Regions from separate parts of the Mus musculus genome. Here region 1 is linked to region 2. Evidence: chromatin contacts called from ENCODE Hi-C or POLR2A ChIA-PET data. All regions are on one chromosome and are shown on one strand. Each heading gives the region's core, a stretch centred on a gene start or an enhancer-like site at or near the end of the contact. The rest is flanking DNA. Distances are from core to core; before and after follow the strand shown.

The links. A loop is a pair of places that touch in the nucleus more often than their neighbours do. ChIA-PET counts read pairs that join two places held with the same protein, here RNA polymerase II (POLR2A).
Region 1: a map of left cerebral cortex shows a loop between it and region 2 (4-fold over the local background). The contact joins the promoter of Srcin1 here to the enhancer-like site in region 2. A Hi-C loop is called at or near these places in 11 of 37 maps with a recorded cell type or tissue (CH12.LX, adrenal gland, heart and 1 more). POLR2A ChIA-PET finds 5 or more read pairs at or near these places in 5 of 5 experiments (Patski and embryonic stem cell).

What each region holds. Positions count from the first base shown.
Region 1 is chr11:97,573,776-97,576,475 of GRCm38, reverse strand. Srcin1 (SRC kinase signaling inhibitor 1) reads left to right here and starts at 1,350. Exons shown (of 20, transcript NM_018873.2): 1 at 1,350-1,508. The coding sequence starts at 1,487.
Region 2 is chr11:97,530,499-97,533,198 of GRCm38, reverse strand. It overlaps Srcin1 (SRC kinase signaling inhibitor 1), which reads left to right. Exons shown (of 20, transcript NM_018873.2): 11 at 1-177; 12 at 1,220-1,395. Among named protein-coding and RNA genes, the nearest start is that of 4933428G20Rik, 32 kb to the right of the region's middle. Within about 2 kb of position 1,323, at least 2 of the 3 ENCODE cell types and tissues checked have a DNase peak (open chromatin) inside an H3K27ac peak, as active enhancers do; they include heart and left cerebral cortex, where a contact is called at or near this core.

The sequences.
Region 1 (2,700 bases), core at 101-2,600, 43 kb before region 2:
AGGGGCGGGCAGAAAAGTAGGAGAGCCCAGATTAAGGCTGGGACTGGGTAGACCAAGAAGTGGGGAAACCGGTTTGTCATCTGGGCCACTTGGGGTGGGGTCTCCTCTCCTGAGCCCGGTCTGCCAGTCATTCTGCCAGGTGGCCTGTAGGGAAGAGATGCAGGCACTGGGTGGCATTTTCTTGACCATCTGAACTGCCTTTGGGAATGCCAGGAGTAAATAAAACGGGCAGAAAGCTCAGCCCACCTGCCTCTCTTGAAAAGAAGCTTCCGAGAGAGGGAACTGGCCACAGAACCCGAGGGAAGGAAGCAGGGAGAAGCCTGAGTTCCAAAGGTCATCGTGTGTCTGGGTCCGAGCTGGAGATGGAGAAGTTTGTATCATCCGCAGGTAGGCCCAGTAAGGTGAACCAGGGTGGGGCACTCCTCCTGGCGCACTACAAGCTGCTTTGGAGATGGCAAAGGTGTCCCCAGAAGAGGCGTGAAAAGACAGAGTCTGTGACGGCCTACTTTGGGGTCCACTTCAGAAGGGATCAGTGTCTCTTCAATCTCACGCAGTACCTGCTCACGCCTGCGGTAGGGGCAGGAATCCGAAGTAGGGGCCAGGAGGACGTCCAGCAGGGGGCGTCTGGGAGCCAGGTCCCTGGCCCAGTGGTAGCTGAGGAAGGGGGAAGGGCAGAGGTGAGGAGGCGCGACCATAGAGGGGTACGCTGCACTGGGGGTGGGGGGGGGTAGGTGTCTCGGCTCTCCAGGCGTAGAACGACTGTGGCGCTCCGAGGTCACCTTGGCTGGAGCGATCCCTGATTCTCTCGTCCCCTCCCCAGCCTCAAGCCCTGCTTCAACGAACCCGAAGTGCTTTTTTTATTTTTTGTCCCAAAGCGTTGAGGGTGCTTGGAGACCCAAAGAGTCACCTCCCCAGGTGCCTCTTTCGAGGCCACTCTGGGGTCAACGCATTTGTCTCTACCGCAGCAGGAGGACCGCTGAGGGTGGGGGAAGCAGGTGGAGTTTGGGGGGGGGGGAGGAGCGTGAGCGCGCCCCGCACCCTAGTCCGGGCGGCGCGCTGCGGGATCCGGGTGTGCTGCTGGAGGGCGCGAGGAGGCGCAGTGCCCCTTCCCTTCCCCCGCTCCCCGCCACCCCCGGCGGCCCTTTGTACCATCCGGCCACACGCGCGTGCCCGCATCGTGCGCGCTCCCGCCCGCAGTGACACACCCGCGCCGGCCGCACGCGCGCACTCGCGCGCACACACACAGAGACACACACACACACACTCGCTCTCGCACACTCGGTGACACGCCCGCGCGCGCGCGCACCCACACGCCCGGCCGCCGGCGCCCTCCCAAGCTGGTCCACCCCGGCGGGGCCCGCGCCCCCGGCCCGCCCGCCTGGCACCGCGCCCCGGGGCTGGGGCCGAGCGAGAAGCCCGCGAGGCGGCGAGAGGGCGAGCGCCAGGCAGGCCGGCCCGGGGCCCCCGCCCCCCGCGCCCCCGCCCGATGGGGAACGCTCCGTCCCAAGGCATGTCCCTGTCTCTCTCCTCCCTAATGTGCCTCCATGCTTAAGTGGAAGGTATTTCTGTTTTCTTTGTGTGTTTTCCCCTCGGCCGGGGGCGGGGGCGGCGGCCGGGCCCGGGAGGCGGCGGCCGGCCGGGCGAGGGATGCTCTGGGCGCAGGTGTTACGGGGGGCAGGGTACCGCTGCGCGCCGGGCTGGGACGGGCCAGGGAGGGAGAGCGCAGGGAGCAGAGAGGGTCTGGAGCCGGCGAAGCTGGGGACCCGGCGGGAAGGGCCTCGCGGTGCCCGGGGGGAGGGGACCTGGGGTTACAATGTAAGGGGGAGGGGTGGGTGAAGGGGGATGGCGAAGAGAGTCGGGGGGAGGGGAGGGGTCCATGCGAGGTGGAAGCTAGGGTTGTTGAAGGGGGAAGGGACAAGGGATGAATGCAAGAGAACCACATCCCGCCTCAGCTCTCAGAATGGGGTGCAGGCGCTGGGCTGGTAGTGCTGGACCCTTCGTGCCAGTCCCTCAGGGAAGCAGCGGACTGAGAGCGCTCTGGGTTTGGTTGTGTTGCCAGGATACAAAGCTGCATTCTACACCCCACCCCCTGCACCTCGAGGCCCTAGCCCTGGAGACCTCCTAGCCTCCACAGGAGTTGCAGAAACTGGGGACCTGCTCCCGGCTTGCTGGGTGGTGGGTAGGGAGGGCCCTGGAGAGGGAGGGATCGAGGGAGGGGCTTCTGGATCTTAAATCCTCCCCTTGCAGACGCAAGGGGTAAAGAAGGGCGCCCCCAGCTGGGTAGGGCGTCCGGGGTGATGTGGAGGTGGGGACTGCAGGGGGCTGGAAAAGTAGAGGGGCGGGGCTGGGGAGGGGACTCGCGTGGCCCCCCCTCCCCTCCCACGCACCCCCCTGCTACGTCAGAAGCTCCTGGGCCAGCTCCGAGTCCTGTCGGTGGGGGCAGCAGGATGCTGGTGGCAGTAGAGGGGGCCGGCCGGGTGCCTCCGCAGCTCAGCTGGCAGGGCCCTGTGGGGCGTGTGTGGCTGCTGGTGCGCGCCCCCAGCCCCACGCCTCCCCATGCAGCCCTGGCAGTGCCTCCGGCGCTTCGCCCTGGCCTGGTGGGAGAGGACCGCCGAGGGTCGCGCCCGTTCTCCCAGGGAGGAGGTTGGACCGAGGGACCCTGGGGGCCGAGGGGAGCCAGGTGAGCCGGATCAGTACCTC
Region 2 (2,700 bases), core at 74-2,573:
GGCAGTAAGAGTAGCGGGGCCACTCCGGTGTCGGGCCCTCCCCCGCCCTCGGCCAGCAGCACCCCTGCAGGGCAGCCCACTGCTGTCAGCCGTCTGCAGATGCAGCTGCATCTGCGTGGCCTACAGAACAGCGCTAGCGACCTGCGTGGCCAGCTTCAGCAGCTGCGCAAGCTCCAGGTACCGCCCCCTCCCCGCCCACCGCACACCCCACCTACCCCACCCTCACCTACCAGCTGTAACCTCTCTGCAAATGCTGCCCCACCTTTCCCCAGCATTTCGCTCCAGCGAGCGGAGTCCCTCATTGCTCAGTGGTCCTTCTTCAGACCCATTGTCTGCCTCCCCTTCTAGTTTCCACTTAACTATTAAACCTCACCAAGCCCCGACACGTCATTGAGTCCTAGTCCCCTTCCTCATTTCTGAGCTGTGCCCACCACTCCCTCCATGCACTATCCTTTGCGGTGGTCCCAGTTCCTTCAGATCCTGTAACCTTATTCCCCAAGTCTCCTCAGCTCCCCCTTTCTGAGCCTGGAGTGGCTGTCCCTCCCTGCCTGGCAGATGGTTCCACCTGTCAGGAGCCTGGCATCTTCGTGCCGGCTCTTCAAGAGGGGCTTAGGGCTTGTCAGGTGAGGATAATGAGCAGAGACAAGCTGGGAGCGGAGGGCAGAGAGCTGCCATCTGGGCCACAGATAAGATCTTGGCCACCCACGTCAATTGGGGCACTCGTCTTGCAGTTCCTACTACATCGGCAGACCCTATAGATCTCACTTTGAATCCTTCACCTCAGGTCTTGTCTCCACTCAGGGCTTCTTGAGGCCACAGGTCCACAGTCACACTGTCGTCAGGGCCTTATCTAGTGTTACTCTTTGGCCACAGAAATTCTCATCCTGTTCTTCTGCCCCTATATTTCTCCAGAATATAACCTTGATCTCCCTGCCCAGCTGTCCCAGTCTTCGCCGCTGCTCACAGCCATGTCGCCTTGGGTGAAGCCCAGTATAACTTTGCCTCCTCCATGAGCCTTATCATCCCTGGCCGGGATCTCCTATTGGGTTCTCCCCAACTCCTCTCTCTACCTTGCCACGCCTTCGGGGCAGCACACACCCATAGCCCAGCAACCCAGTCTTCTGTGAAGCTTTGCTTACGCGGGGCTGCCCTCTGCCCACCCTTCCCAACATGCGTCCTCCTTCCACCCGGTCCACGCGAGCATTCTTGCGTTCCGCAGCTCCAGAACCAGGAGTCGGTGCGCGCGCTGCTGAAGCGCACCGAGGCGGAGCTGAGCATGCGCGTGTCGGAGGCGGCGCGGCGGCAGGAGGACCCGCTGCAGCGGCAGCGCACCCTGGTGGAGGAGGAGCGTTTGCGTTACCTCAACGACGAGGAGCTCATTACTCAGCAGCTCAAGTGAGGCTGGGTCCAGGCGTGTAGGGGTTGCGGGGTGGGGAGAGGACCGGAGACTTCTCAGGGGAGAAGGGGGCACGATGCGGCTTCGGTGAACAGCCTGGCTCATATGGAAGGTGCAGGTCCTTTATTTGAAATCACAGATGACGTTTGTTGGTGTTCTGAAGTCTGATTTCACCCTTCACTGTGGCCTGATTTCTCTATGACCCACAAACCTTTGGCCATCTGGCACAATTCCTGATTTCTTTTTTTCTGGCTTGGTGCCTGCCTCTGCCATGGTATCGCTTCCTATGGCCTGCTGCCTACTCTCATAACGCCAGCCGTCTGTTTTCCCTCTACCCTGTGCCTGCTTTCCTTCTGACCTAAGACCAATACAGCTTCACCCTTGGGTTGAACCAGAAGGTGCAACGACAGGGATGTTGTCACATGCCCAGGTGGTTCCTGACCCCTTACCACCCTGATCCCTGAGACCAAGCATCAAAGAAAACCCTTCCCTTCCTCTGCAAAGTGAAGCCAGGCTCTAGTAGTCTTGAAGAAGGATAAACAGAGAATAACCCAACCCTGCTTAGACATGGAAGGGTTAACAGAAGACTGTCTGATCCAGATTTAGCAAATGGCTGTCTGGCCACAATTCCATTGTCTGGCACCTGCGAAGGGGGATGCTGCAGTTTTCCCCTGTCCATTCAGGAAGCAGCGCCATCATCTAACCGCAGCCTTTTCTCCTGAGTTGTTTGGGCTGAGGCAAAGGCCCCTTCCTTTCTTGTGGTCCTTTTTAGTGACACGGGGCAGTAGGGGATCCAGAGACAGCTCCAGAATCTAGGGGCTACGTGAAGAAGGTGGCTGCCACCCCCTCCGTGCTTCAGCATTGTCATCAGTGCTGATATTTTTACAGTTCTTTTGGAAACAGCTGAGGGCCTGACTGTGCTAAGGGACTTAGAACCAGGGAGCCAAGAAAACTGTTCTAGGGTGCTACCCCACTAAGTCATATTTGGGGCCTTACCGGGGCTTTATGAGGTGGTCACACAATGGGGTCCCAGGTAAACCTGGTATGCATTTTGGTAATGTTTAAGGTAAGATCCTGTGTCACACCCCCCCATGCAGCTGAAATGCAGTGAGGAGCCCCCTTACATGGTAATGAGCCAGCAGCAGTAACTCCAAGTCACCATCCTGTCTCGGTGGGATGACGTAGTGACAGCCACCGCAGATCTTTAAGCAGACCGGAGACTGCCACGCTGTGTCAGGGATTCTGTTTCCTCCGCTTCCCCATCTTTTCCTTGTCTCTTTCCGTTTTGCATAGAGGAGCTGGGC